Linked DNA regions of Homo sapiens: regions 1 and 3 are each linked to region 2. The links are chromatin loops, found by intact Hi-C in ENCODE. Cell type or tissue: CD4-positive, alpha-beta T cell. All regions are shown on one strand. Links, peaks and the distances in the headings refer to the core of each region. The heading gives the core; the rest is flanking DNA. Region 1 has its middle 17 kb from the start of PAX2. Region 2 overlaps HIF1AN (hypoxia inducible factor 1 subunit alpha inhibitor). Region 3 overlaps PAX2 (paired box 2).

Evidence for each region. Peaks named below come from ENCODE experiments on the same cell type or tissue, not always from the same donor. Only the 100,000 strongest peaks of a DNase experiment are listed, where the experiment ranks them.
Region 1: a loop joins it to region 2, with 4 times the contacts of the local background. A loop is called at or near these places in 16 of 110 quality-filtered maps.
Region 3: it touches region 2 in a loop (6-fold over the local background); 7 of 110 quality-filtered maps call a loop at or near these places.

The regions. Positions count from the first base shown.
Region 1 is chr10:100,722,904-100,733,363 of GRCh38, forward strand. No RefSeq gene overlaps it. Among named protein-coding and RNA genes, the nearest start is that of PAX2, 17 kb to the right of the region's middle. In CD4-positive, alpha-beta T cell, for the core only: no CTCF peak of the experiment used is centred there; DNase peaks (open chromatin) are centred at 6,368 and 8,358; H3K4me3 peaks cover 504 bases; H3K27me3 peaks cover 3,261 bases.
Region 2 is chr10:100,556,991-100,567,450 of GRCh38, forward strand. It overlaps HIF1AN (hypoxia inducible factor 1 subunit alpha inhibitor), which reads left to right. Exons shown (of 8, transcript NM_017902.3): 8 at 1-3,008. Among named protein-coding and RNA genes, the nearest start is that of HIF1AN, 26 kb to the left of the region's middle. RefSeq lists enhancers at 4,919-5,557, 5,316-5,395, 5,506-5,555, 5,558-6,195. In CD4-positive, alpha-beta T cell, for the core only: a CTCF peak has its summit at 5,171; DNase peaks (open chromatin) are centred at 5,211 and 6,021; H3K4me3 peaks cover 1,250 bases.
Region 3 is chr10:100,822,008-100,831,855 of GRCh38, forward strand. It overlaps PAX2 (paired box 2), which reads left to right. Exons shown (of 10, transcript NM_000278.5): 8 at 2,641-2,742; 9 at 5,002-5,088; 10 at 5,536-7,937. The coding sequence ends at 5,612. Among named protein-coding and RNA genes, the nearest start is that of PAX2, 81 kb to the left of the region's middle. In CD4-positive, alpha-beta T cell, for the core only: no CTCF peak of the experiment used is centred there; DNase peaks (open chromatin) are centred at 5,084, 5,974 and 6,924; H3K4me3 peaks cover 2,330 bases; H3K27me3 peaks cover 3,794 bases.

The DNA of each region.
Region 1 (10,460 bases), core at 3,484-8,483, 170 kb after region 2:
CTTCTGAAATGTCCTAGTGTCTGCAGGCCTGTCCTAGGGAAGCCTCATTGACCTCTGAAGGTCAGGGCAGAGCAAGGAGGGCTCTTCCAGGAGCTGGATGGGACAGCTGAGATCTTGCTGGTTCCAGGGAAACTCAAGCCACAAGTTGTTCCAGGAGCTGTGGTGCCTGGCATGTTCTCATCTGAAGGGTATGTGTGTGCTGAAAGAGAAAGAGAAATGCAGGAGAAGTAAATGGAGATTGAGGGGAATGGGGTGGATAATCCAGATATGAGGACAGGAGAGGTCGGTTTGTAGATGTGCACACCTGTGTGTTGGGAATGTATGTATCTTCCTGCACCTATGTGTGTCTGTACATATTGGGGGGCTATGTGTGTGGTAGGGAACTGTGTACATATTGTGGGTTGTGTGCCGTGTTGAGGGGGGCTGTGTGTCTATGAGGAGGGCTGCATGAGTATGATTAGGGAGCTGTGGGGTAACCTGTATCAAGGGCTGTGTGTGTTGGGGGCTGCATGTGTATTAGGGGTTGTGTGTGTGGTGCGAGTGTGGTGTGAGGTGACTGTGTATATGGGGAGCCTGTGTGGTGTGTTGAGGGCAGTGAGCTGTAGTGTGCGATGGGCACGTACACATCTCTCCTGTGGCCCCACTTAATTTCCTCAGACTCTTGGACTGGGCCCAAAGTGACCCCTCCAATGATCCTGGGGAACCCCACTTTGGAACACCTCCCCAGTCCATGAGGGGAGGCTCAAGCTGCTCTGTCCCAAATAGCGCCTCTGGTTTTTTGGTTCTGCCAGGGAAATAGAAGATGAGGCCGTGGGAAGACAGCAAAGACCCAGAGAAACAAGCAGAGCTGGAGACAAAGATAGGGAAGGAAGGGAGACCCAAACCTGGAGAGAGAGAGAAAACTGAGGGGGAAGGGGGAAGAAGCAAGAGTAGATCAAAGGCGAGGGAGAGATGAGAGGGAGAGAGAGAGAGAAAAGAGTGCAGGAGAGAGATTGATGGGAAGTTGGAGGGGGGAGTGGGGAAGAGCGGAGGGGGAAGCAGAGCCGGTGGATCAAAGGCCAGAGAGGAGGCCCGCGAGGTGGGGGGCGGGGCGGGGAGGAAGGGACGAGGGGAGGGGGCTCGATGGGGGAATTGCCGGGCGGGCGCTCGGGCGCTCCGAGCTGCGCGGCTCCCCGGGGAGACCGCAGACACTTTGCGGAGATGTTACTCCGGAGTTGGAGACGATGATAAATATGATAATTTGTATAAAATCTGAATGGGTCTTGTTTTCAGGGAGAATGCCTTGGATGATGAATGGGCCCGGCTTTCAGATAGATGGCTGATAAAAAGTGTATTGGATTGTTGAGAGCGATTTTAATTCTCATTCTGTACCTGCAGATGCCGCGGCCGCCGCGCCCGGCCTCCTCCTCCCTCCTGCCCACTGCGCGGGGCGGACGCCGGCCCGGCCGGCCTCGGCGGCTCAGGAGGCTTCTGAAATGACTCTAATTACAGAGTTATTAATTTTAAGAGGAGGGTGAGCGGGGGGTTTATGATTATTAATCGAGCGCCCGAGCTCGGCGGGCGGGGCTTGGCGGGCCGCGGGCTAGCGGCGCTCGGAGTGCGGAGGACGCGCGGGGCCCCGGGGCGGCTCCAAGCCCGGCGGGCTCCGCGGCGGCGGCGACCAGGCTCGCTTCCCACTTGGGCTGCGGGCGGCATGGTCCCTCTGCGCCCATCCGGCTCTCCTCACCCCTGCCAGTCTCCGACCCGGCCGTCCAACGTCCCTCCCTGGCCGGCTCGCCTGCGCAGCCGAGCATCAGGCTCCGCGCCGGGGTAGGCGAGCAGGTCCCCAGCCCCAGGCCCGCAGCTGTAGGCCGGTGAGGAACAGCTCTGCTAGAGAAAGCGCACCCCACCCCCACCCCCAGCTCCCAACTCCCACAGGTGTCGAGGATTGCCGTGAACCCCGAGCCTGGGACTGGCGCAAGTGCGGGCTGCTTGAAAGGCATGATCATGACAATGACGCTTATGAGGCCCTTACTGTGTGCCAGGAACTGTGCTGGGAGCTCTGAGGCTTTACTTTCTCCATGCAGAAGGGATGAGGCTTCCCACTTCTCAGATGAGGAAACTAAGACTTAGAGAAGCAACTTGTCCTTGGGAAGGTATAAATGTACTTCAAGGGTACCCTGTTCCCCACCCCTCCCCCTCCCCCATACACACAACACTTTTCCTTGACAGGAAGAGCCAGGGAGGGGCGGCAAGACAGAAAGCGCTTCTCTCTGATTTACATGCATCCAGTCACCTCCACCCCCAGTGTCTGCTCTGAATGCCTTGGCCTATGGCCTGACACCCTGTCCGTCTTAGAGGGAGGGTTTTCAAAAGCTTGGACTGCAAGCTAGGAAGGCAGACCTCCAAAAGGAGTGCGTCAATGGTTTGGCTCCATGATACTAGCACTTTGAGAGTAGTATCTGCTGAGCTACGGTGACTCTTTTAAAGAATTCAAAGGTCATCTCAAGAGGCCATTCAGTCTTACTTGGTGAGGAAATGCTTACATTCCAGTAAAAAATGAGACCCTTCAAAAACAAGCCCTGGACTCTCCTCCCCCAACACACATATTTTCATTCCTACTAATTCTGGTCTCCACAGAACTGAATCATTTCAGAACTTCAACTTCTATCTTCTGGCAAAGACAACTCCTGCCCAAGGAGAGAAAAGAAAGACCATTGCAGGCCTAGAGAAGGGAAGAACTGGCCAGGTGCAGTGGTTCACACCTGTACTCCCAGTACTTTGGAAGGCTGAGGTGGGCAGATCACCTGAGGTCAGGAGTTGGAGACCAGCCTGGTCAACATGGTGAAACCCCATCTCTACTAAAAATACAAAAATTAGCCAGGTGTGGTGGTGCAGGCCTGTAATCCCAGCTACTCCAGGGGCTGAGGCAGGAGAATCACTTGAACCAGGGATGTGGAGGTTGCAGTGAGCTGAGATTGTGTCACTGCACTCTAGGCAACAAAGCGAGACTCTATCTCAAAAAAATAAAAATAAAAAAAAATAAGAAGGAAGAACTACAGGGCAGTTCTAGGATATGGGATGGGGGCAGCTCTGGCCACAGTGAGGTCACTTCTGAGGCTGGCCACAGTGCCTGTTGTGTGGACACAGGAGCTTGTAGACAGGATGGGCTCATGGGCAGGGTCCTCTGTGCTCTGCAGTTCCCAGGGACCTTGGCCAGTCTCATGGAGGATCTGTATGGGACAACCCAGGTCAGGCCTGCATGTGGCCCATCAGGATCTGTCTAGGGAATTCTTGCTGTGGCTGGTGTTGAGGATCAGGGCCCACTTAGGCCTGATCAGAGGCTAAGCCCAGCTGGGACAGGGCATGGAGAGGAGACACCCATAGTGACGCTGCAGGCCTGGAAGCTGGGAGGGCCTGAGGGCATCTTGGAGAGGGGCAAGGCCTGACTGGGAAAAATCAATCTCTCAACACAAAAAACACTTCTTGGGGTGGGGGCCCTAGAGCTTCCTGAAGGGCTGAGTGAGGGCTGGGAGGCCCTGCAGCCTCACAGTCTTGGCTAGTCTGCCTGCAGCAGTCAGATCTGAGTTATCTGATTTAGAGGCCCTGGGCAGAGAAAATAGCAGAGTATGGAGGGAGTGAAAGAGGACTGGCATGAGGATCTGGAAGGCAGGGGGTGGGGGGCTCCTGTGTTTCACCAACTGATGTCCTTAAAGAGTCCTCTCAGCCAGACAAAATGGTTTCTTGCCCTCTGACTTCTCTCTGGGGACTAGGAGTATCTAATATAGCATATGCTTAAAGAGTGTAGGTTAGGGAGGCAGTAGGTGGCAAAGGTAGGATCTGAACCTAACCTTTGCCACCTACTCACTGTGTGATTGTGGGTAAGCTACTGAAGCTCTCTGTGCCTCAGTTTTCCCATCTGTAAAATGGGATTCATGACAGTAGGTGAGAGTTAAAGGAATTACTATATATAAAGTCCTCAGAACAATATCTGACATGCGGTCAGCCCTCAGACATGTTAGTTGTTTTGTTGTTATTATCATTAACCTTGTTCCAGTGGAGTACAAGGCCTTTCCTCTTGTTGACAACTTTTCCAGAGCATCATTACATTACTGCTCTTTGTACCCCTGACACCCTGTACCTGTGCAGGAGACAAAGCTCAATCAATGCATGAAGAAGTCCAAGGCTTGGGTGGGGGTAGGGAATGAAATAACATGATGAAATGTGTTATTTAAATGTGCCAGGAATATAAAAACTTACTTAACCTGACCAACAATTTTTTTTTTTTTTTTTTGGCTGGAGTGCAGTGGCGGGATCTCGGCTCACTGCAAGCTCCGCCTCCCGGGTTCATGCCATTCTCCTGCCTCAGCCTCCCAAGTAGCTGGGACTACAGGCGCCCGCCACTACGCCCGGCTAATTTTTTGTATTTTTAGTAGAGACGGGGTTTCACCGTTTTAGCCGGGATGGTCTCGATCTCCTGACCTCGTGATTCGCCCGCCTCGGCCTCCCAAAGTGCTGGGATTACAGGCGTGAGCCACCACGCCCGGCCAACAATTCTATAAAGCAGAAATTCTTGTCCCCATTTTACAGACGTGAACACTTAGGCAGAGTGAGTTCAAGGGATTTGCCCAAGGTCACATAGCTGGTACATTTCAGATCTGAGAAAGGTGGAGTCCACCTCCAGACTGCTGACTCCATCTTCTACCCTTGGGTGCTGCTTTCTCAGATGTCTTGGGATTAGTGAGAAGTTATCATCTTCTATAGTGTGCATTGTTCTATGAGACTGCCCGGTAAAGGGTGCATGAGGTTGGGAGAAAAACCCATTTGTCAAGTGAGACAGGACATGTGGGTTTCCACTTCACAACCACTACAGGTGAGGATTTGCAAGGGAAGAGAGTTGGAGGGTACAGGGGAGGAATCAGAATTGAGATGAAATTCACCCAGAAACCTAGGTTGACCTTAATTTAGCATCTCACCCTGCAACACACATACACACACACAAAATCTGTGACCATCTTGTTTCTGCCTCTCTCATCTAATGCTTCTGTATCCCTTAGACTTTTTTGAGGCCTCACATCTTCTTTTGCAGACCACTCACTCAGTCTCTGATGCTCTCTCTACCTACAGCTCATTGTCCATAGAGTCCCCTCCAAATCAGATCTTTTCATTCCTCTGTTGAAAAAATCTCCCAGGCAAGGCATAGTGGGTCACTCCTGTAATCTCTGCTTTGGGAGGCCAAGGTGAGAGAATTGCTTGCCTTCAGGAGTTCAAAGCCAGCCTGGGCAACATAGCAAGACCTCATCTCTACAAAACATTAAAAAATTAGCCAGGTGTGGTGGCATGTACCTGTAGTTCTAACTACCCGGGAGGCTGAGGTGGGAGGGTTGCTTGAGCCTGGAAGGTTGGGGATGCGAGGAGCTGTGATAGTGCCACTGCACTTGGCCTGGGTGACAAAGTGAGACCCTGTCTCAAAAACAAAAACAAAACAAAGCAAGCAAACAAACAAAAAATCTCTCAATTGCATCCATGACCTAAAGGAGAAAAGCAAATCCTTAGCAAAAGTTCTCCTTGCTCTAGGCCTTGCCAACCTCCCAGCCTTATTTCCCTTACTTGACCCATATATTGGCTTCACAGAATCCTTTTTGCTTCCCCAGCTAGGTAGGCTGTTGCCCCCTCCCCATGCCTTTATCTTGATGCTCCTTCTGCCTAGGAATATTTCACCTGCTTAGCTCCTGCATTTAGTGGACATCTACTGATCTTGCAAAACCCCATTCCCTTTATGAAGTGTTCCCTGACACTCCCAATTACCTTTCTCTGTATCCCAGTCACCTTTATCTTGACACTTTCCTGGAATTTATTGGTTGATAGCTCTCTCTCTTTCTCTTTGCAACCAGGTAATGTCTTCCTTGAAAACAAGGCCAGTGTGTGATTTACCTCTCTAGCCCCATTGTCCCAGTCCAGGTTTACTGACTGACTGGTGCCCTGATTCTTTGAGTCAGCCCAGCTCAGTCTCTGCCTTCCTACTTCCAAAGAATTCTGGTCTAGGCATCAGTTGCATTCTGTCTCCGTGCAGAAGTAGGAACTGATTGAGCTGCCAGTCTCCTTCCTGGAGGTTTTTCTGTTTTGTTTTGTTTGTTTTTCCACTCGTCTAGTCCAGCTCTGCAGCTGACCCACCAGCCAATGCCAGAGGAGGGGACAGGAGGAGAGAGGAGGAGCAGAGTGGGTTGGACCAGGTCGACCCAGAAGTCTCAAAAGGCTGGAAAATTTCAGGGCGTTTGTCATCCCAGGGCCGCCTAGTGGGCAGGGAAGTCTTCCACTCTGTGATCTCGGTCTCACTCATACCGGAGCCTGCAGCGGCCCTGTTGCGGTCTCAGTCTTCAGCCCGACATCATGGGGGCGCCAAAGCACAGGGGCTCAAAATGGTGAGGCCGGGGAACCGGGCGCTCCCATCTCTGTCTACGTAGATACCTAGTCAAACCGAAGGGGGAAGCTTCCTAGCATCCTTAAGCCCTCCTTTCCATCCGGTCTGCATTTCCACTTTTCATTGCAATCTGCTTCTCTTCTGCACCGCCCCCTCTCCTCCCCCACCCTTCTCCCGTCCCTTTTCCTCCCCACCCCACCCCTGCCCCCGCTTCTTTCTCCTCTTCTTTCTTCCTCTCTACCCTCTGGCCTGGGGACACCGGTGCTGGAGAAGACCCTGGGAACGGGCAGAATCTGAGCCGCGTCTCTGAGTCGCAGTGGGAAGGCGGCTCAGGAAATGCGCCCTCCGCTGGCGCTGGGTCGCGGTTCTGGCTGCGTTACTTTTTCCTTGCATCTGTGGCCCGGCGCGCCAGCCTGGACACTAGATCCGCAAGAAGGGAGTTTTCCCAGGGCCGGCTGAAGAATGAGAAGTCCGAGCTGCGGGGACGTTGGGGGTCTGTGCTTAGCGGCCACAGCCTGCCCACCACGGGTTCCCGCCACCCCGCCTCCCCACCTCCCTTCGCGCCAGGGCTGAAAGTCCCAGGCGCCCAATGCGTGCCCAAGAACGAGCCGTGAACCTTTTATCTACCCGTCCCCTTCCCCGCCATGGACCCAGGACGACACCCCACACCCAGACACCACTCTTTCCAGGGGCAGATGCTCCGGCGCGCCCCGCGCCCTGAAGTTCAACTTGGAATCCAGGTCCGCGCGGGACCCCGCCTAGCGCCCCAAGCGCACAGGCTGAGCGCCCCGCCCTGGCCTCCTGGGCCTGCGGCCTCAGCGCGAGAGCCCTGGCCCCCTTCCCGCCGCGGGTCGCGGTCGGGAAAGCGCGCCCTGCAAGGGGGTTTTGTAGATAAACAAAAGCGTTTGCTCTTCTGGTTTTCTTTTATTTTCTTTATTCGCCTGTCCCTTCCTTCTTAATCTCCCTCTTCGCTCTTGTTTCTTTAACTTATTTCCCTTCCTCATTTTCCCTTTCTTTTCGTTCGCTTTTCCTTGTCACTCTCCTTCTTGTTCTCTTCTGTCTCTTTCTGTATCTCCCTCTTCCATTTTGGCCCCTTCTCTGCCTCTGGGTTTCCCTTTCCCGGGCCCCTCACTCTTCCTGGGCTAGGATTGCGCCGTCTCCCTGCATCATTTTTCCTGGCTCCGCTGCCTCTTTCTCACTTTTTCGTTCTCCCGGCGGCCACCGTCTGGCGGGCTTGGGTCCGGCTCCCCCGCCGCCGCAGTGATTTATTCGCTTCACCCGGCGGAATCAGGTGCTGAACCGAGCCCCGGAACGAGAGAACAGATTTCTCCCAGGAAAGGTTTTGTGAACTAAACGATGCTAATTACGGGGTGGGGGATGCGTCGCCCGGGAAGGGGAGGCGCGCGGGGCCGAGCGCGGCCTGGGAGGGGAGAGACCGGGGCTGGCCGAGGCCCTCCCGGGGCGCCTCCCCTGCACCTCTCGCCCTGGCTTTCGCCTTTCCCTGGGAACTTTCCCGTCTGAGTTAACTATTAACCACCGGCGAGAGGCAATTTTCTTCGGAATTTCAGCGATTTCCTTTTCGCAGTGGACTCAGATTAGCACGCAAACAGTGAGATGCTCGGCTTGAGTCTACGCGCGGGCGAAGATGCCTCTGTCGCCTCAAACAGTGTCCTTCGCGACGGCGGAAAACTACAGCCCGCCCCCGCTCCCGTGCCTGCTCAGGAAGCCGTGACCAAGCCAGTGCCCGCCGGTGCCCGGAGTGAAGGTGGAAAAAGCCGAGTGCTCCTGCTCGGGGGCGGGGTTGAGAGGGGGAGATTAATCCGGGCAAGCCAAGGGGACCTTAGACTTGCAGCCAGGGCCGCCACCCGAGGAGCCCGCATGCAGGGACGCGCCTGAAGGCTTAGTCAAACCCGGGGAAATGCCCTCCCCCGCCTGCAGAATCCCCACGCCGTCTCTTACTTCCTCCCTCTTTGCCACTGGCGAGCTTACACGTGCACACACACACACCCCTCTCTGTCTGTGACCGCAACAAACTTTGTGAAACTTGAACCGCTGGGTGCAAAGTTCACGCCCTTTTCTCCTTTCCTCTCTTGCCTGGGCCGGCTCCTCCTGGAGCAGGGAGGGAAGAAGTTCTTGGCCTCCAGACCTGGGAGAGGAGTTTCCGAAAGTCAGGGCCTCGCCTCGCTGTGACATTAGACCCTTGCCACCCACCAGACCGATGGACACTAAACACTTTCCTTGTCGGAAGGCGCTAGTAGTTGCAGCGGCCAGGCTTGGCAGGGCCCTGGTCGACCACCCCACCACTGCCCTGGCCGGACTTTCCCAGGGCGTTGGTCTCCTGGTCCCTATTAAGTCGGGGCTGTCCTGGGCTTGGAGCCCAGGTTCAGGGCTGTCAGCCCCTTGCCAGCTGTCTGAGCTCTCTGCCTTTCTAGTTTATTTTCCCCCAGCTCTTGCCCTGGGTTAGCTCTCTCCCAGCCCTCCACTCTGTCTCTGTCTCCGACTCCATCTCTGGCAGGGCTGCCACTGTCTCTCTGTCTCTCTGTCTCTCCCTGTCTCTCTGTCTCTGTCTCTCTTGTTTGTTTCAAGGCGCGGACACTGATTGTGCCTTATGAAGTTCTAACTGGTTTTGTGTCAGGAAGATCTTTCTCGCCGCTACCCAGCCTGGCGTGACGGATTAAACATCAACTAGTTAAATAAAAATTAATATCAACTGCCTCCTAACTTCTAATGTCATGTTGTTTATAACTAATGAACTGATTAGGGGATAAACATATCACGAAGACATTCCACTCTCCTGCCTCGGCTCCGCTGCCGCCTGGTACCCACTCCCCAGCATGGCCTGCGGGTTGCCAGGCCAGAAGGAGTTGGGGGAGGGGGTTGCTGGAGGCGGAACAGGCTGGAGGGCCTGAGGGCTCCCTGGGGCTTGCTCCTCTTCCTGCCTTGATCTCTTTACTCCCTTTCTCTCTTGTCTTTCCTTCTCATTTCCTTCCTCTGTACATTTCCTCTTCTCAGTCTCTCTTGTTCCCTTCTTTCCTTATTTCTGTCTCCCTCTCTCCTTTTTTCCTCCTTTCCTCCCATCCATTCCTGTCCTCCTCTGCCCTGTGCTTCTCCGCCTCTGTCTCTGGTAGTGTTTCTCTCTCTCTGCCAGTCTGGGCCCTGAACCCTTCCCTCTCTGGTTCTCCTCTCTTCCTCCCTCTATTGGAGTTTCTGCCTCTCTCTTCCCCCTTGTTCCCCATCATTCGGATTCATTCCTCCCTAGCCAGTGCAAAGCATAATGATGACCAGTCCTTGTGACTAGGCCTCTGCCCTGCTACAAAGCAGGAGGCTGCAACCTCTCCCTCAGCACCTTGGTGGAGACTGATGCTCCTCCCTGCTCCCCAGCTATTTAGGGGAGAAGGGAAGGAACTAGAAGACGTGAGGGTCCTGTTTTTTATTTCTCCTCTATTTGATCTGGAACAGGAGTGAGGAAATAAAAAATGATTTTTTGAAAACTTTTGCTTTTCATCTTGTCCCAGAATAAATTAATACAGGCTCAGGTGCTAAATTTAATTTTCAGGAAAAGAAAAACTGCCCTGATACCTCTCCTTCAGGGTCTTCAGCTTTCTCACCAGCCAGCCCCAGCCTGACCTGAGCAGCCTCCTGCAGGGCCCTTTTCCTAAAGATACTTAAACCAAATCACAATTGTCATCATGACAACAATAAGGCAGAGAAGCCAGTAATCACAGACCCAGCCCCAGTGATTATTTTTTCTCCTAAGAAGCCACAACATTTAAACTTGGTTTGCCCTGGACCTCAGGGTCTGACAAGACAATAACAACAGAAAAAGCTTTTAAAACCAATTTAGCACACGTGAAAATGTAATTCTAATGAAGAATCAATAGGCTGGCGGATCATTTTTCCTGGGACTCCTTGGAGATCCTGAGAGAGACTTTCAATCAATGGGGCGGGCAATGAGCAAGAGGGCCCAAGAGACAGTGCAGGACAGGGGTGAGGGCCAGGAGACAAAGAGAAGCTGAGCCTGAGGGAGGAGGCCAGAGGGAGGCTGAGGTACAGGGCTGGG
Region 2 (10,460 bases), core at 2,097-7,096:
AAATCACAGAAGAGATGACTGGGGCAGGAAAAGCAAGATGGAAAAGATAAAGTTGTGGAAGGGACTGAAAGTCCATGAAGTGCTGGGCTGGGGACAGAAAGGGTTTAATAGGGCAGGGTCTTGAGGAACAGGAACAGAGACCTTGGTTCTGGGTTGCCATCTGATTCCCAGAAGAGTAAAGGAAATGGGGCAGGAGGATGTCTGTGGAGGACACAGTGTGGCTGAGTGGAGAGAACACAAGCTTCTGGCCAGTGAACCTAAGTGAGAATGTCAGTGGACTTTGCACAGGCTGGGTGCCTTTGGGGGTGTTCATCTCGCTATGCTTCGGTCCCCTCATTTAAAAAAATTGGTTAATAATATGATGACCTGCCAATGTGTGTGGAAATACTATGTAAACTGAGCACTATATAAATGCTGGTTGTTGAGATATTGGGAGTGGGGGTTTCGGGAGATTTTGTTTGTTTGTTTTTTTGAGATGGAGTTTTCGCTCTTGTTGCCCAGGCTGGAGTGCAGTGGCGTGATCTTGGCTCACTGCAACCTCCACCTCCTCCAGGTTCAAGCAATTCTGCCTCAGCCTCCCGAGTAGCTGGGACTCAGGCGTGCGCCACCATGCCTGGCTAATTTTGTATTTTTAGTAGAGATGGGGTTTCTCCATGTTGGTCAGGCTGGTCTCGAACTCCCGACCTCAGGTGATCTGCCTGCCTTGGCCTCCCAAAGTGCTGGGATTACAGGTGCGAGCTACCACACCTGGCCCTGGATTTCTTAATAGGTCCTCTTATGTGGCTATTGAGAATGAATGAGACAACTCATTAACTAACTAAGTTAATTCAGAACTTAGTGCCTAGTAAGTGCTCAGTAAATGTTAGTTTCTTTTCCTCCATTTCTTCTTAGGAAGCATCGTTTACCCAGCATAAACAGGAGGACTCAACTGTGCATGTCTTAGTGTGAACAAGTAACATCAGATTTCCCTTTTCTGAGGAGAGATCAGTTCTGTAAGAGGGAGCATGAGTGTGAATGGGGAAGAATCATGGAGAAGGGAGCAGGACTCCACAGTACTGGAGATGGAGTAGGGACCTCTGGGAATCGTTGGCATGGGGGTGTGGTGCAGAAAGGGTGATGCTAAGAGGTGAGAGTCTCAAGAAAGAAGATGGGTGTTCTAGAGGGGAAAGCTAAACGATGATAGGCAATGAGGAGCGGAGGACAAGACCCTGAACTAAGGGTGAGGAGGCCAGCATTCTGTCAGGAGAACCTTAGGAATTGTGACCAGAAGTCAAAGTTGTTACAGCAATCCTGCATTCAACCAGGTTTCATCTGAAAAACTTAAGAGTTGCTAGGCACAGTCGTGCACACTTGTAATCCCAACACTTTGGGAGGCTTGAGTCAGGAGGAAGCTTGAGGCCAGGAGTTTGAGATCAGCCTAGGCAGCATAGTGACACCCCATCTCTTGAAAAAACAAACACTCTTAAGAGCAGTGGTTCACCTAGAAATAAAAAGCAGAAATCATCAAGATGAGAAGACATTTTGTGTTTTGACAGCCAAGGAAATTTGCCACTGAGACAAGGTATCTGACAGCCTAGATGGGATTCTAGACTTCTGTGAGAAAGTGCAGTTAGGCCCTGAATAGCGTCAAACTCAGGGATGTGAGCTGACTGACTGCCTTTTTATGTAATGGAGGCCATGTGATAGGGCTTTATGAGGCCACAAATAGCACTTTCTGGGTCCTTTCACAGTCTAGTCAGTGGCCCAACCAACATATCTGGTTGTTCTGCAATCTCAGTCATCTGAGAAGATAACCTCCAAAATACATGCAGTGGCATCAGGTGTTTCCTTGGTAGGTGTGCATCTTTTAATGATGGAGGACTTAGGATGAAGAACAGGTGTGTTTAAAAACATCAAACCCCCACATCATTACTATTTGCTGTAAGGATCTATGCAGTTTGTATTTTAAGTCCTTGACATATGGAAGAGCATTTGTGAGAGTAACAGGTTTGCTTTGTAATGCCAACTAAAAAGTGTGTATTTATACTCGAATTTTAAGTTGAAATTTTGCTAAGTTTCTTTTTTTTTTTTTTGAGACGGAGTCTCACTCTGTTGCCCAGGCTGGAGTACAGTGGTACAATCATTGCTAAGTCTTTCTGTAGTTTTAGAACATTTAGAACAACTTAAGATTTCCTGTATTTATAAACTTAATTTATTGGAAATATAAGTACTTGATCAGGTTTTGTCTTGGTCAGATAAATTAAGTACTTAAGGAAATCAAATACATTAATCATATAAATGCCATTTAAGTGTTTAAAGGAGTTTAGTTAAATGTAAGTTGGATCAAACATTAAACTTTTTTGTTTTATAAGCAAAATAATAAGATTTGTTAGCAGAACTTAAAAGCTTAGAAAAGAGAGGATTTTGGATATGTAACTTTGAAGAGGTGAATAGTTTGCTCTTTTCTGAGACAGGGCATTGCTTTTCGACGCAGGCTGGAGTGCAGTGGGGCAAGCATGGCTCACTGCAGCCTCAACCTCCTGGACTCAAGTGATCCTCCTGCCTCAGCCTCCCATGTAGCTGGGATCACAGGCACATGCCACCACACCTGGCTAATTTTTTATTTTTTGTAGAGACAGGGGCCTCACTTCATTGCCCAGGCGGATCTCGAACACCTGGGCTCAAGCAGTCCTGCCTCAGCCTCCCAAAGTTCTGGGATTACAGGCATAAGCCACTGTGCCTGGCCTTGAATATATTTTTTAACCAAAGTAATTTATGAATATAAATTGTTTCTATATAACCCAAAGTCACTCTCATTGACATTAAGAAACTCAGAGAGTGGGTTCTAAATGTAATATTACCACACACCCAAGTCACTTAGCCTCTACAAGTACCACGTAACTAGCAGCCGTTAAAAGATGGCCACCGCTAGTCCAGTCGGCCACAGACATGGTTTTGTTTGGCCAATACAAGTTTTTGAAAGTTTTAAAAAATTGACAACATTAAAGATCAGAAACTTGACCTAAAAAGATTTCTCTCTTTGGAAAATCAGATCTGGCAGTAATGAAATCGCCTTTCCCATGTGACAGCAGTTGGCTGGAGCTGAAGAGCAACTGCCCCCTTGGCTGTGTTCCTTTCAGTTTGTCAATCTCCACTCTTCACTGTTGTACCCTAGATCTCACTCACGTGACCTGTCTGGCCCACATAGATATTTGAGGGTATGGCCCTGAACTTGAGGCACTCTGGAGTTGCTAACAACTGATGCTGGGCAGCCTAGAATAAGGGCTCAGGAAAAGTGTAGGCCCTACCTCTCTCTGTTCACATCATTCCCCCCTCCAGCCAGGCTGTCTTCCCAGCTGACCTGGCTCCAGGACTGATTCCAACCCCTATAGCAACTGTGTAAGAAGTCCCCAGGCTCAGGCTTCTCAGTGTTCACTGCTCTTGTCTGTGACCAGGCACTTTGCCTAGGCTCTGACCTCATGTCTCAGTCCTTTTGAACATTCTGGTCACCTGCCTAGTTTGACCGCAGCCTGACTTTGGTCTGTGAGGGGTCCTGGGCTCTCTGCTTTATGCAGCCACCATATCTGATCTTTGTGATGTGGTTGTGAATCTTCTGCTTCTATCTCCACCATCACTGTCCACTGCTTGGGCAATATGGTTGCTCAGCTGAGAGATTGGCAGCCCAGATTGCTAAAGGCTTAGGAGACATGAAAGGTGAGTTTGGAAGTGTTTGGATTTTCAAAAGAAGGACAGAGGCAGAAGCCAACCACAGTTTAAGGGGGCAGCTAGTAGAGAGCTTTTTAGGCAAGGGAGGCCACTGCACATTTATAGGCAGAGAAGGTGGCAGGACAGAGAATTTAAGAGAATGAGGTCTCAGAGGAGGCATAGGATGATGGGATATGAAATAGCAAAGGCACACCCAAGGTGATCCTGAAGCTCAGAAATATTAAGTCATGCAGGAGGGGGCACCATTGGAAATATAATCCCCTAAAGTTATGAGTAAACAAATGATGGTGGGGTGTGGAGGGTAGAAAGAAGGCCTAAGCTTGATGTGGGGGCCACAGCCTGGGCAAGAGAAATTTCCAGCAAAGCCTCTGACAAATTTCTGACAAAGCCTCTCATGTTATCTAGTTGTGGCAGAAGCATCTGAACCAAATGGCTAGGAAGCTTGGTGAACAGTCAGACCCAGTGAGGGTTGATTAATGGATCCATGTCAGCCTAGACTAGAGGGAAGTCTCCAGCAGTATGCCTTAGGGCTCAGTCTGGGCCTGTGTCCTCTCTGACATTTTTATTGACAACTGACCGAAGCAGCAGGCTCATCAAGTTTGCAGGTGATAGAGCTAGGAGGGGCAGTTAATACTTTGCATGAAAGAGTCAGGATTCAAAACGATTTCAACAGGCTGGAACACTGGGCTGGAACCAACAAGATTAAACTTAACAGGGATAAATGTAGAGTCCTGCACTTAGGTTAAAACAAAATCAATGACATAAGTACCGGTTGTAGGGGTTGGCCCAGCTTGACAGCAGTTCATGAAGAAAAGACCTGGGGGGTTTAGTTGACTGCAAGCTCAATATGAGTCAACTGTGTGATGTGACTGCTAAAATCCTAACACAGCCATGAATTGCATTAACCAAACGGAGCAGCCAGATCAAGGGAGGTGTTACCCCACTGCTTTCTGAGATGGTCAGGCCACCTCTGAGCACTGGGTCCAATTCTGAGGTCTTTTCCCCTGCTAAGGTCAGTGACAAATGAGAATATTTTTGATAGGAAGCCACCATGGCAGTGGGCCTGAATACTGTCCGAGACTTGCCAGTGATTCTATGGTGCTGAAATTTCTGGAATGAAGGACAGGAGTCTAGAATCTGAACCCAGGCAAAGACTTTTATCTGGAGCATATTTCTAGGATTTAGGGGAAAATTTGGGGTCTGCATTTCCTCACTTCCTATGGCTGCCCAGAGGCATTGGCCTGTGACTCTCATCCCTGGCCTTCCTGAGGTCAGGGGATTAGCGATTAGTTAGACGGGGTCTAGGGTAGAGGTCAGCCTGAGGGGGCGGCTATAAAACGAGTCATTGAGGTGGGAGGGAACCTGGAAATTGGGACCTCACGCACCATATTTCCCGCGCTCTCCCCTGGGACGTGCCGTCCCTGCTGCAGTCGCAGCGTGGCGCCCTCGCTCCACGCAGGGATCCTGAGCCAATGGCGGAAGCGGAGTGCGCGGCGAGGTCGCAGTTGCGTTTCTCGCACTCCCCACTGCGGGGAGCCCGTGGGCCCCGCACTGCAGGGAAGCTGCCGGCCCAGGTCTCCTGGGTGGCAAGAAGACGCCTGTGGTGTGGAAGAACCTCGCCCGCAGCCCAGCACGTGTAGAATCCAGATGTGGCTTCTGCTGGAGCCACGTGTTCCGGCCTGAGCGACGTCGCACGTGGCCTCCTGGCCGCAGAGCCCATGGCGCGGGGGGCCACTCTTCTGACGCAAGGGTCTGTGGGGCCGCGCAAGAGCCTGGGGCCCCCGACCTTCCGCCGACTGGCCGTGGGCTGGCCGCAGCCCAGCTCGGCTCTGTCTCGAGTTCCTTCGCTGTTCAAAGCAGAGTGGCGGCCACGTTCGGGGGCACTGGGGCGAGGGGTCGGGCGTCGGACGGGGCCCTGGGTCTGTACCGTTTCGGGCTCGCCGGAGGGGCTGCAGGCAGGGCGGGTTTCGGGTTCCACCGCCAGAATAATTCGGCAGTTCTGGATGGGGCCCAGGAATTTGTATTTGTGACCAGTTTCCCAGGTGAGTCTGAGGTCCGTGGTCCTCTGACCTCGTTTAGGGATGAGATCTAGTCCTCAGAGCCCGGGGCGGGGCTGCCGAGGACACCGGCTTGCTCTTCAGGCAGCTCTGGCCCGGGTGGCGGGAGGAGGCGGCCGGGGCTGGGATCCGGGCGCACCCTGGAAGCTCCAGATGGGCGTTGGAGACCTAGGGCGAGATGAACCGAGGACCGTCCATGTGTGTGGGTGCCGCTCAGGAGCGGGGAGGTGGGGGTGTGGGTGGACGGGCGTGTTGAGGGTGATGGATTGCTGCAGGGAGTGGACTCAGCCTACTGGGAGGAGTGGGAGAGGGGAAAGAACTGGAGGAACGGCGGAGTCCGTTGGCCTTTTCTTGGAGAGCTGGAGATGGAGGTTGGTTCTGTCCTGATGGGGGCAGGAGGACGGGTAATGGAGGCTGCCATGCTCAGTGAAGCCCCATGGGGGCAGCCATGCTTTGTGGTTTGTGGTGAGGCACTGAGCCCCAGGATACTGACTATTCCCTTTTTTGGAGAAAGAGGGGAAGAGGATGCTCCTTAAGAGCTTCTAGGGGAACGTTTCTGCCTCCAGGGGGTTTAGGTGAACTGTGTGTGTGTGTGTGTGTGTGTGTGTGTGTGTGTGTGTGTGTGTGTGTGTAGGTTAGCATATTGGAGATTTTCAAGGGAGTTCGTCTCCAGGACACTTCCCTCACCCCTACATCCACACACAGTATCTTATGATCCTCTTGGTTTCTCTTGGGCCTCAACTCCCCAAAAGGGGGGCACTCTTGTCAGCAGCTCACAAACATGTGGATATCTGCTAACTGAAGACACTCTGAAGACTTTCCCAGAGGAACGTTATAGAAGGAACCCTCAAATTCCAAATCCTTGAATATTGGAGCTGGAAGAGAACTTACAAACCATCTGATGCTGTCTTCCCCAGCTTGGTCTTGGAGAGTAGACACCTTAAGTGAAGGCCGAGCTTCGTAAGCCTCTGAGGATCCCAGTACCTGGTGTGGAGACAGGACTTGTGCATTGCCTAGAGAAGGGAGAGACACAGCAGAGTCAAGCGGTGGGTGGTGAGCTTTGATGGTGAACACCTGGGAGCTCAGAGGTGGGTAGGAGCCTATAAAAGAAGGCCCCTTGAAGGAGGGAAGCTAGAGCTGCATCTTTAAATGGGGAAAATTTATCTTTTGTGTTTTTCCCCCTGATTATGAATTTATGAAAATGAAGAAAAAATATATTGGGGCCGGGTGTGGTGGCTCACACCTGTAATCCCAGCACTTTGGGAAGCCAAGGCAGGCAGATCACTTGTGGCCAGGAGTTTGAGACCAGCCTGGCCAGCATGGTGAAACCCTGTCTCTACTGAAAATACAAAAATTAGCTAGGTGTGGTGATGCATGCCTGTAATCCCAGCTACTTGGGAGGCTGGGGCACGAGAATTGCTTGAACCCAGGAGGTGGAGGTTGCAGTGAGCCAAGATTGCGCCACTGCACTCCAGCCTGGGCAACAGAGCAAGACTCTGTCTCCAAAATATGTATATATGGATGGAACACTGTGACATGTTGGTCTTCAGGGGAGCAAAGCTACAGAGGCCTGAATTTCCTGAGGTTTGGAGGGCAGTGAAGAGATGAAGAGGACAGCTCTGACCATTGTTGGAGCACAGTGAGCTCGTAGGGCAGAGGGGTCTGGCTGCAACAGAAAGTATCTGGCAACAACAGGAGGTATGAGGCTGGAACCCAGGGGAAAGAAACAGGGTTGGGCTCAGCTTCATAGAGGTAGTGAGGATTAGGCAGATGAGAACACCCAAGGAGAAAAGGAGAGAAAAGAGGGTTTGGGCGGGGGGTGGGTAGGTGTGAACATGCCTGAGAGTCATTTCCCAGGTAAATAGGAGTGGAACTGAGGGTGGAGTTCAGTGAGAGGGAGGGAGGAAGAACGACACAGGAGGGGTGGGAACCAGGGTCACCTCTGAAGAGGGGTTTGAGTGCAGGAGACAGGAGTGAGGCCCTAGTGAAGGTCATTAGATTTGGGGATGAAGAGGTCAGCAGAATGGTAGGGGTTAGAGGGTGAGTTGGTGGAGAGGAAATGGGGGCATAGCAAGTATAAACTGCTATAGGTTATCCGTTGAGAAGTACACAGAGGACTGGAGACAGGTTGGGGTTTTGAAAAGGAAACTGCAGCAACGCTTTTTTAGCCAGGGGAAGAGGAGCAAATCTGTAGACAGAGGACATAGGAGAAGGGGCCACTGGAGAGGGGGAGATGGAAGCTACCAGAGAGAGCAGACACTTGAAGGAGCTGAGTTCCAGAGGGAAGGGGGGACAGGGCCTGCAGGAGGTTGAAGCCTCAGAGAAATGGGGAGAAGGAGGGGAAGTCATGGGGTTCAACCTGGACCCAGGTTTTGATCTCCTAAAAGTAAGAGTAAAGGTTGAGGTTGGCTTCTTCAGGTAAGGGTGGCCAGGGTGAGGCTGGGCTGGACGGACACAGAGGGAGGGGTGGAAATGCTGTTGTGAAGAATTTGTTTGGGAGTCAAAGGAGCAATCTAGGCGTGTGATGTACTGCCTGGTAGGGCGGAGGTGCAGTGCAGCTGGGCTGGGATTTGCCTTGGGTGAAGCTGATGCTGCATCTTGGGGCAGGATGGAGTAAGCAAGCCATGGTCTGACCTGATTACAAATGATAGGCTCAGTGCCAGGCTGAGGGGCCTAGGGGCCAGGACACGATGAGGACAGTGAGGGGCCTCCCTGGGGAAGGGAGGGACAACTGCCAGAGCCTGGCCCAGGAGGGCCCGATAGACGAGTATGGGCAGCCATGCAGTGTGTGGGGTCAAGAGCCTGGACCCTGGACTCAAGAGCCTGAGTTCAAATGTGAGGCATTGTCATTGTCATGATTTTTAAGTATCTGAGGTAGGCTATGAGTGGAGGGAAGGACAGGAGGAGGTACAGAAAGGGAGTGCTTGCTTCATGCCAAGGAGTGTTCTATATTCACGAGTCCTTTCTAAACCACCGCGAACTAGGTACTGTTTTATCATTTTACAAATTAGGAAATTGAGGTTCAGAGAAGGGAAGTAACTTGGCCAAGGTCACACAGCCAGTTGGTGACAGTTGGTTTTCGAAAGGCTTTTTTTCTGTTGCTTTGATAACAGTCCCTTCTGAGAAGTGGCTCCAAAGTCTGACTTTCTGCTATGCCTTTTCATCAGCTACTTACTAGGTAGGTGACCTTGGGCAAGTTACTTAATTTCTCCCTCAATTTTCTCATCTGAAAAACAGGAATAATAGTAACACTATCTCATAGGGTTGTAATGATAATGAATGAATATATGTAGAAGATTTGAAAAAAAAAACAGTGTCTAGTACATAGAAAGTGCTGCTTAAGAGGGTGCTGCCATTGCCAGCATCCTCCTCCTCCTCCTCCTTCTCCTCCTCATCATCATCACTCCTTACAGCCTCCAGCCAGAAGCTAAGGACTTACAGGCAGGTGAAAGAAAGTCCTGAGGCATATTAGTCATTTAGAGAAGGTCCCATGGGGAAAGGCAAGAGAGTAGCATCCAACCAGTGGTTCTCAACAAGGGACATTTTTGCTGTAACAGTGTCCTGGAGGAACTACTGACTTTTTTTGTGGGGGTAGGGAGAGGGAGTAATGGGGTGGGGCAGCAGGGAATTACTGACTTTTGGTGGCAGGAGCCAGGAGTGTTAAAAGTGGCCATTCATACCCAGTTGAGAGTGTGGAGAAGTTCAGCTGGAAAGGGTGCTTGGGATTTAACTCCTCAGAAGAGTTGCAGCTCCAGCTATTGGAGCAGCTGGAAAAGGTATGGAAATGAGCTTGGAGGTCTGTGAGGGGCTGGAAAGAATCAGACTTAGGAGGGGGCAAGGCTTCCTGGAGGGGAGGGTGGGGGTGAGGCAGGCTGAGGGATCTGGACAGTAAGCAGGGGCAATGGAGAGCCATGGGGTTCTGGATGAGGGACATGATGTATTTGGGGAGATCACTCATGCAGCCAGGGAAGAGGTTGGGTTAGAGAGGGATAAAAAGGGGGCCCATTTGGGGATTGGGAACAACCCCTAAGGCGGTAAAGACACCTGGGCTGGTCTGGGGTTTGGGGTTGGAGCATGCAGATAAAAGACCACACTGAGGCACATTTGAAGGAAAACTCCGTGTGAAGATGAAGGAGTGGTGAGTGGGCTGGGCTGGCCCTAGCAGGTGCATGACCTGGGAAGGAATTCTGGGAGAGATGGGCTGGTCGGGGACTCAAGGTGATCACAGTGAATTTCAGGTGATGCTGGGGAGTCTGGGAGCTGTCTAGTGAGGGGCTAGTGATGCCAGTTGGAAGTTAGGACTGAAGTACCAATTTGGGAGTCATTTTTCCACATCTATTGACACTCAATACACATATAAAATAGGGCCCCTTGGAGGGTCATTCCTATGGGGTTGCTAGTTGAATTTGAAGTCTTGCTTGCAGACGAATTTGTCATAGGAAAAAGCGGAGGGGTAAAGCACTGGAAACCTGCATCCTAAGCCTGGCTGGGCCCCTTCTGCATAGCGAGGGAGTGAGGAGAGAGCTGCTGGGAGAGTCAGCGAGAGGTTGGAGAACTAGGAGAGGGCATTGCCAGCGCTGCCGGCTGCAGGGAACAGGCCTAGGAGCTGGCAGAGTAGCAGGGTGGAAGCCAGGAACAGTGGAGCTGCTGAGGGTGAAGATGACTCAGGGGCGGGAGGAATTTGGGAGTTCAAGGAGA
Region 3 (9,848 bases), core at 4,849-9,848, 270 kb after region 2:
ATTGTCTACTTCAGGTCCACTCCACTGAGAGACAGTCAGGAGGAGTGTAGCTTTCAATGACAACAGAAGTCAATAAAAGAAAACCCACATCAAAGCAAACACAAATCCTTTATTCTGTCTCTCTAGGAGTCAAAAGTGATCTCTTGTTTGGCAGTTCTACTCTGCTTGTTCTCGAGTTTTAGGAAATGAAAGATATTGGCTATATTAGACAGGTATAGAGGAAAGTCATTCTATTGCATAATAAAGTCACAATATATGAGTCCCTCACTGTAAACCTCTTATCAGCCTATAAAAAATCATAATCTATTGTTTAAATTGTTTTTTAAAGAAAAAGCATATTCTAATATTTACATTTTATCCAAGCCTTTACTTCTTTAATGAGACCAATATACATGAAACAATAAAAAAAATGATAACCCATCAGGAATTGGCTGTTAAGTGCAATAGATTGATGGACGATTAATCAACAAGTGTTTATTGAGCATCTACCACGTTCTCAACTATGCAGGATAAAGCAGAAGACAGGGTCCTGCCCTCAGGTTGCTTATGATCTGTTTGAAGAAGCAAGCTATGATATGAAACATCAGGGCTCATATATTATGAAATATAATGGCATGGTAAACCATGCAGCACAGATGCTGTAGAAGTTTGGAAGAGAGAAACTTCCCTGATGGGTAGAATGGTAGGGATTTTAAGGCTTCAGTGGGGAAGGAGAGGAAAACCGTAAGGAAGAAGAAAAGGTCATGGCAAAAGCATAGGGGGTTCACATCACACAAGCCATGAAAACAGTCAAACTAAACCAGGAGAGGTGATAATCTTAAGTTGGATGGAGAGAGTACCTTAGCAGCTTTAAAAGCCACAGAGTTTCATTTCAAACTATAGACTACAGGGAATCAGTAATAGTTTTTACAAGGGAAGTGGTGTGATGAAAGCAAAGTTTCATGAGGACTAGCCAAGCAGCCACATTTAGGACAGACAGGAGGGGAAGAATGTGGAGTCAGGGAATGCAAGCAAAAATATTCTGTGGCAAAAAGAAGGTGCTTAGAAGCTGAGCTAGGAAGGTAGTGGAAGAAATGGAAATTGAGCAGATGTAACAGACATTGCCAAGGAGAATTGACAATACTTGGTGACTGACTTCATCTAGAATGGGAGGAAGAAGGCTATGTCAAGAAGGACTCCAAAGTTTTTGGTCTTATGATATTCAAGATCATAAGAACCGACAGAGGGAAGATGAATCTGTTTTTATTCCAGTTAGGTTTGAGGTAACAGAGGGACAGCCAAGGAAAATGTTCAGCAGGGTACTAGAAATGCAAAAACCTGAGCTGTAGCTCTGTATAGCTAGGGAAGGATAAATCACTCAGACGTGTCAAGGTAGGGATGAGGAAACTCATACAGCTCTGGAATGCAGGGAGGTGAGGCCATCTTCAAAGGGAGAGTAGCAAAGAGAGAGAGAGATGCTTTGGAATAGCCATTGGGAGAATAATGACTATGGCCCAGCTGATGAAAAGAAAGTGAACGGGCCCAGGTATGCATAGTTCTGTTACTTTCTCCAGCCATGCCTTGCCTTCCCAAGGATAGACAGAGGCATTAGAGTAATAGAGTGGCATTGGCTAGTGAGGAGAATAAGGGGAATCTGGAGGGGTTAAGGGGGTTCCAGGAGGTCCAGGAGAGGATAAAGAGATTATGGCAGAGGGGAGAAAGCAAATTATTATTAGAGATCAGAGCATGCTAAATTGCAAAGGGAGGTGGTGGCCCCTTCATAGCCATGGAGGATGCAGGCAAGGTAGGGAGCCCAGTCATGTGCAGCTGTGTCCCAGAGGACATGTCGGTGGACCAGGGGTAGCACCCTCATCTTGACTCGCTTTGTCTCCCACCCTCCAGGCTTTAGCTGATAGAGCCCTCCAGGGACAGAAGTCCAGCAGCTGGTGGGGGAGCAGATTTTGCTCATTGGAACTTTATCTGGTCCACTTGCACTTTTGGCTCAAAGCTCCTGATTCACTTCAGGGTGGTTTTCTATCATGTAAATGCCATAAACACTAACAGCAAAATAGCCCACTGGCTGCCCCCCTGCTCTCCACACCTGCCAGGACCAGGACCTGCAGCTCCACTTGGAGAGGACAAGGAATAGCCATCAGTCCCTGTAGGGGTGATGGTGGGGTGTCCTCCAAGCCTGAAGGAAAGATGGGGTGTTAGGGAGAGGAAAGATAAGCAAGATGATAGAGGTCCATTTGGCTGCTGGAGAGACCACAGCTGAATATCTTGCTGAGAAGGAGGAGTAAAACCAGGTCATCTCCCTCCCATCTCCATCTGGGTTTGGAATGCACAGAGACACAGGCAAAGGCAGATACACACACACACACACACACACACACACACACACACACACACAAATACACAGAGACACAAAGAGCTACACAAAACAGAGATGCGTACACACAGCTGATCATAGACATTTAGCTTAGACACATGCAAAGGCACACTCAGATGGCGCATTCAGGTGCACAGTGGCACACATACCCCTGCACGTCTGCACAGAGCTCTTTCCTCTCCAAGAGTTTCCTCTCCGTGCAGTACCCTGGTGTGAGTAGAGGCAGGCCCCTTTCTTCCAGGCCTCACCCCTTCCCCTTTGTGTTTTTCCAGGTCGTGACATGGCGAGCACCACTCTGCCTGGTTACCCCCCTCACGTGCCCCCCACTGGCCAGGGAAGCTACCCCACCTCCACCCTGGCAGGAATGGTGCCTGGTAGGTGACAATGCTGCAGCTGCCTAATCTAGGTGGGGGGAACTAAATTGTGGGTGAGCTGCTGAATGGTCTGTAGTCTGAGGCTGGGGTGGGGGGAGACACAACGTCCCCTCCCTGCAAACCACTGCTATTCTGTCCCTCTCTCTCCTTAGAGGCTGCAGTTGGTCCCTCATCCTCCCTCATGAGCAAGCCGGGGAGGAAGCTTGCAGAAGTGCCCCCTTGTGTGCAACCCACTGTATGTCATGGCCCCTCCACAGCGCCCACCCACCCAAGTCTGTGCCCGAGGAGCACTCAGCCTCAGCTCCACCCTCAGTGCCCAGCCCACCCCAGCCAGCTGACACTGCTTGGAAGAGCCTGCCCTGGTTTCCATGGAAACTTGGAGCCAAGAACCATTTCCAGGGGCATGTCAGTCACTCAGACAAAGCCACCCTGGTCCACACCAAGACACAAGGGAAGACCAATGTTGAGAACCAACCCCAACCCCAACCCAGAGACAGTAGGGAGCTAGTCCCTAAGAGGAATGGAGGTCAGGCTGCGGCGGGAAGCAGGGAGAGTCGCTGCAGTGAGACAGGCTAGAACACCCCTATACCTCTTCAGAGGCACCCAGCCTTCCATTGCTTCCCTGGGGCTCTGACCCATCCCTAATCAGAGGAGTTGGGTTTGGGTTGTTTGAATCAGAGAGACAGAGGCTGTATTTAAGGTCTGGTGACTGCAGCTGGAGGTTGTACTATACCTAACCCCTAACCCCAGATTGGGAGCAGGGTCTTGAAGCCAAAGAGAGTTGAAGTTCCTATGTGCACAAACACCAAAACACTCTTGTCTTAAGGAGGGTTAGACTCACTCAGCCAGCAACTCACTCCCTCTGGCCGCCCTCTATGTGGCCTTTCCCTGAAGTTCAACTCTCATTGGTATGGGGAATGGGGAGGATAGAAGAGAGTGGTTGGCCCCATCCATCCAGGGACATTTAGGTATAACCCTGGGTAAGCAGAGCTTGGGGTAGGGGCAGCGGCAAAGAGGGAGATTGCTGCTGGGTCTTATGGACTAGGGGCTGAAGGGAGTTAGAGGTGTGGGTAAAGGGATTCCTGCCCAGATTTAGGGGAAGGAAAGTAGAAGCCTTGTTGGGAGGCAAGGAGATTTTAGGGAGAAACTCCCAGCAGTGAGCAGGTGGGGGCTGGAGGAGGTTTTAAAGAGGTGGGGTGAGGGAAGAGTGGGGAGGTGGGGGCAGGGAGTCTGCAGGGAGGTGGGGAAGAGGGGAGCCGCAGAGAGCTCGTGGTGTCGAGGGGGGAGTCGTTAAACAGAATCTAGTGCTGATGAGGAAATTACACTTGTTTCATTAGCGATGGGGAAGGAGATAGCTCAGTTCCTCTTGGTCACAGTTGAGCTCAGAAGCTCATTATCCTGCTGCACGCATGCTTTCCCTCCTCGTCAATAAACAGGCTTTCCAGTGGCTGCATCCCCCACCCCCACCCCAGCTCCCTCTCAGAGAGGGGCCCCTTCTCCTCTACTTAACCCGCGGTTAGGGATCACTGTAAACAGTCTGGGGTCATCACACAGGAGAAAGGGCGAGGGGGAAACCTGGAGGCCTGGCCTTTCTCCCGCAGAGGGAGGGAGGTAGCTTCCGACGACGGCTCCCAACCCACGGGCCCTCCGCTCACCGCTAGCGGACCAGCGGGCAGTCCACCTGCGCCGCCTCCATCCCCTGCCGCGTAGCCCACGCATCCAACCTCTTGAGGGAAAGGCGGGAGGGCGGTGTCTCCCAAAAGAGCTCCCACCTCTTGTGTTGGCACTGCACATTGATGCCATTCTTAGGACTTTCTGGGAGAAAAATGTCCCGAAGGCCTTTCTTCGCCACCGCCCCCCACTCCCATTTCCACCCATTAGGGGCCATGCCTCCTAGAACCGGAGTGGCATCTATAAAGGCCCTGGCCCCCAGCGCGACAGGGTGGACGCGCCCCAATACAAACCCTTCGTGGGTGGCCGCGAGCGCCTCCGCTGGGAAGCCCTGGGCGGGCACCGGCCCACAGGTCCCGCCCGTGGGTGTGCGAGCGCGTCGGTGCCTCCCGCCTCCCCGGGCTCTCTCCACGCGGACGCGGTGATCGCCCCACCTCCGCCCGGCCCGCCCGCCACGGCCATTACCCTGCCCGCGACACCTGCGCCTGAGACCCGGCGGGAGGAGCGGGCGGAGAAGCCACCGGCCGGACTCGTGGGGTCCGCCCTGGCTTGCAGGCGTCTGATCCCCACTCCCCGACCCTCCCGCAGGGAGCGAGTTCTCCGGCAACCCGTACAGCCACCCCCAGTACACGGCCTACAACGAGGCTTGGAGATTCAGCAACCCCGCCTTACTAAGTGAGTACGCCACCTGGCTGGCCGGCGGCTCAGCGCGGCCGCGCGGCTTCTGGGCACGGTCCCACTCCCGGCGACCCGACCTCTGGGGACCCGGCCGGGCCAGGGGGACAGGCTTGTTAGTGCAGCACTGAGGCCCGGGGACCCCTCGAGGACGCCCGCACCTCCTGCCCTCCCGTGCCCTCCCTGGTCGCTCGAAGGCTCTGCGCCGCCCTCGCCCTCGGATCCCCTGGAGGGTGCGCAGCCGGGCGTCACCAGATCGGGTCCCTCTCATGCCCCGTGAACGCAACTATTCTCCGGGGCAACTGGCTCCACTGCCCAGCCAAGGTCTCCCAGTCCGGATCCCGCTGGACCCCAGCCAGGGGAGGTCTTTTCTGTGCTTTTCTTTCCTTTTTTGTTCTCCTGTTTGTCCTCTCACCCAGCCCATTCTTCTCCTGTGTTAACTTCCAGGTTCCCCTTATTATTATAGTGCCGCCCCCCGGGGCTCCGCCCCTGCCGCTGCTGCCGCTGCCTATGACCGCCACTAGTTACCGCGGGGACCACATCAAGCTTCAGGCCGACAGCTTCGGCCTCCACATCGTCCCCGTCTGACCCCACCCCGGAGGGAGGGAGGACCGACGCGACGCGATGCCTCCCGGCCACCGCCCCAGCCTCACCCCATCCCACGACCCCCGCAACCCTTCACATCACCCCCCTCGAAGGTCGGACAGGACGGGTGGAGCCGTGGGCGGGACCCTCAGGCCCGGGCCCGCCGCCCCCAGCCCCGCCTGCCGCCCCTCCCCGCCTGCCTGGACTGCGCGGCGCCGTGAGGGGGATTCGGCCCAGCTCGTCCCGGCCTCCACCAAGCCAGCCCCGAAGCCCGCCAGCCACCCTGCCGGACTCGGGCGCGACCTGCTGGCGCGCGCCGGATGTTTCTGTGACACACAATCAGCGCGGACCGCAGCGCGGCCCAGCCCCGGGCACCCGCCTCGGACGCTCGGGCGCCAGGAGGCTTCGCTGGAGGGGCTGGGCCAAGGAGATTAAGAAGAAAACGACTTTCTGCAGGAGGAAGAGCCCGCTGCCGAATCCCTGGGAAAAATTCTTTTCCCCCAGTGCCAGCCGGACTGCCCTCGCCTTCCGGGTGTGCCCTGTCCCAGAAGATGGAATGGGGGTGTGGGGGTCCGGCTCTAGGAACGGGCTTTGGGGGCGTCAGGTCTTTCCAAGGTTGGGACCCAAGGATCGGGGGGCCCAGCAGCCCGCACCGATCGAGCCGGACTCTCGGCTCTTCACTGCTCCTCCTGGCCTGCCTAGTTCCCCAGGGCCCGGCACCTCCTGCTGCGAGACCCGGCTCTCAGCCCTGCCTTGCCCCTACCTCAGCGTCTCTTCCACCTGCTGGCCTCCCAGTTTCCCCTCCTGCCAGTCCTTCGCCTGTCCCTTGACGCCCTGCATCCTCCTCCCTGACTCGCAGCCCCATCGGACGCTCTCCCGGGACCGCCGCAGGACCAGTTTCCATAGACTGCGGACTGGGGTCTTCCTCCAGCAGTTACTTGATGCCCCCTCCCCCGACACAGACTCTCAATCTGCCGGTGGTAAGAACCGGTTCTGAGCTGGCGTCTGAGCTGCTGCGGGGTGGAAGTGGGGGGCTGCCCACTCCACTCCTCCCATCCCCTCCCAGCCTCCTCCTCCGGCAGGAACTGAACAGAACCACAAAAAGTCTACATTTATTTAATATGATGGTCTTTGCAAAAAGGAACAAAACAACACAAAAGCCCACCAGGCTGCTGCTTTGTGGAAAGACGGTGTGTGTCGTGTGAAGGCGAAACCCGGTGTACATAACCCCTCCCCCTCCGCCCCGCCCCGCCCGGCCCCGTAGAGTCCCTGTCGCCCGCCGGCCCTGCCTGTAGATACGCCCCGCTGTCTGTGCTGTGAGAGTCGCCGCTCGCTGGGGGGGAAGGGGGGGACACAGCTACACGCCCATTAAAGCACAGCACGTCCTGGGGGAGGGGGGCATTTTTTATGTTACAAAAAAAAATTACGAAAGAAAAGAAATCTCTATGCAAAATGACGAACATGGTCCTGTGGACTCCTCTGGCCTGTTTTGTTGGCTCTTTCTCTGTAATTCCGTGTTTTCGCTTTTTCCTCCCTGCCCCTCTCTCCCTCTGCCCCTCTCTCCTCTCCGCTTCTCTCCCCCTCTGTCTCTGTCTCTCTCCGTCTCTGTCGCTCTTGTCTGTCTGTCTCTGCTCTTTCCTCGGCCTCTCTCCCCAGACCTGGCCCGGCCGCCCTGTCTCCGCAGGCTAGATCCGAGGTGGCAGCTCCAGCCCCCGGGCTCGCCCCCTCGCGGGCGTGCCCCGCGCGCCCCGGGCGGCCGAAGGCCGGGCCGCCCCGTCCCGCCCCGTAGTTGCTCTTTCGGTAGTGGCGATGCGCCCTGCATGTCTCCTCACCCGTGGATCGTGACGACTCGAAATAACAGAAACAAAGTCAATAAAGTGAAAATAAATAAAAATCCTTGAACAAATCCGAAAAGGCTTGGAGTCCTCGCCCAGATCTCTCTCCCCTGCGAGCCCTTTTTATTTGAGAAGGAAAAAGAGAAAAGAGAATCGTTTAAGGGAACCCGGCGCCCAGCCAGGCTCCAGTGGCCCGAACGGGGCGGCGAGGGCGGCGAGGGCGCCGAGGTCCGGCCCATCCCAGTCCTGTGGGGCTGGCCGGGCAGAGACCCCGGACCCAGGCCCAGGCCTAACCTGCTAAATGTCCCCGGACGGTTCTGGTCTCCTCGGCCACTTTCAGTGCGTCGGTTCGTTTTGATTCTTTTTCTTTTGTGCACATAAGAAATAAATAATAATAATAAATAAAGAATAAAATTTTGTATGTCACTCCCCATGGCTCCAAGTTTGTCTCTCCCTGTCTCTGAGATGGGCCTCCCCTCCATTGGTCGATCCCCAAAAGCCCCTTCAATGATCCTCCCAACTACACTCCCGCTGCCACCTCCAACTCCTTTGCCGAGACCCCCTTGGCGGCAGCTGAACCACGGCGAAGGCCGAGACTAGCCTGCCCTTTAGTAGCCACCCTCCCCCACGCACCCCGGCCCTGGGGACAGGAAGTTCTTACTCTCCGAAACTTCAGAATAACTCCTAGTTAGGCGCCTATACTAGGCCAACTCTGTGGTCCTACCAGTACACCCGCACCCAGATTTAGGGTGCTGGCTCTCAGAACCCGAAGTCTGAGGCCTTCTCCACGTGGGTGGAGGGGTGGTCGTCTGTCCTATCTCCTCCCTCCGTTCCCTATCCAGTGCAGTTGCGCGTGGGCGCAGCAGCAATTTTATCCCCGAAGTCTGCAATGAAACGCGAAGACCGCAGACGCTTGCCGCAAGTTTCCTCGCTCTGCGTTTACTTCTGGGCCCGAAGAATGCCCCGCAGAGGCCCTAGGAGCTGGTTCATGGGACTTCACGCGCCTCCAGTGTCTTGCGGAGCCCCAGCCCCAGCAAGCAGCGGCTGAAATTGGTGCGCCTTGTGCTGTGGTCTGGGTGTGTCCCGGAGAGGGCGCGCAGGCGCCTATGTCTGTCGCGGGGCGGTCGGCGGGTTCCTGCATAGGTATGGCTTTCTGTTCATCTATGTGTTCGTCTGTATGTCCCTGGATGGGTCTGGGGGTGTGGTAGTAGGAGAATTGTTTTTTTAGCCATCCTTGCTGTTCTTGTGTCCAGGTGTCCAGTGAAAGATCTGTATGTCTCCACCTCTCTGTTCTCTGTTTAGGAGAGGTTGCAGGGGGAAGGGGGATGTGGTGACTGTCCAGGATTGTTCTGCTGCATCAGAGATACTTGGGAGGATCGCCTTTCCATCCCTTCAGCAGCTTCCCAGCTCTGGTCCTCCCACACTCTTGTCAACACAAAGGGCCCAGCTTCCACCTGGAAACTTTCCTTCTGTGCCCCTGGGACACCTTCCCAGCCCAGCTTCTACCACAGCTTCCTCCCACTTGAAAGGCTCTTGAATCTCTGAGCTGCCAGGGATGCAAGCAGGACATTGGGGCAGACTAAGAAGTGACCTTCCCCTTTGGCTTGGGACAGTGTCTCCTAGACACCTCCTTCCCATCAGAATCCCAGAGACCTTTCTTTCAAGTCAATCTGCCCAGGCTCACCCATATCACGGCACCCTCTAGGGGATGTACAGGACCCCAACAAATCAGCAAACCTTCAATAAAGTCCATTCCTTTCCCCCTCCCTCTGCACCTGTGTCTCCCGATTCTTCATCTCAGCAAATGGCAGTTGCACCCTTCACCCTGCCTGGTGTTGGCTGTCTTGACCGCCAGCCTCCTAGAAGAGTGGCCTTCAAACTTCTTTGATCATACACCCTCTCAGCCAAAAGAATTCTGAATGTGTACTCCCAATATAAGTATATTTACTGATTTACAAATTCCATAAATATACTACTGGGCTAACATATTATGAATCGTGTAAAAGATAAAATATTAAAAGAACGAGTTTGGAATATGTGAAAATAGAAGTTCTAATGTTCTCACACCCAAATGGATTATCTTGCACTCCCTGGAAGACGTGCACCCCACTTTGGAGATCCTGGTCATAACCCATGAAAACCCAGCATGGCAGAACTCCTGACTATTGCCTGGTGCCCAGCAAGTACGTTTCTGGAAGTTGCCAGGGCACTGGCTTGGGCCAGGGCAGCCCAGTGAACACTGCCCTCATCATATATAGTGGGTACCAGACCCCCAGTGCCTGGCTTTGCCTCCAGGTCCACCCCAGACAGGGAGCCTTGCCCTGCCCACTCCATCAATTT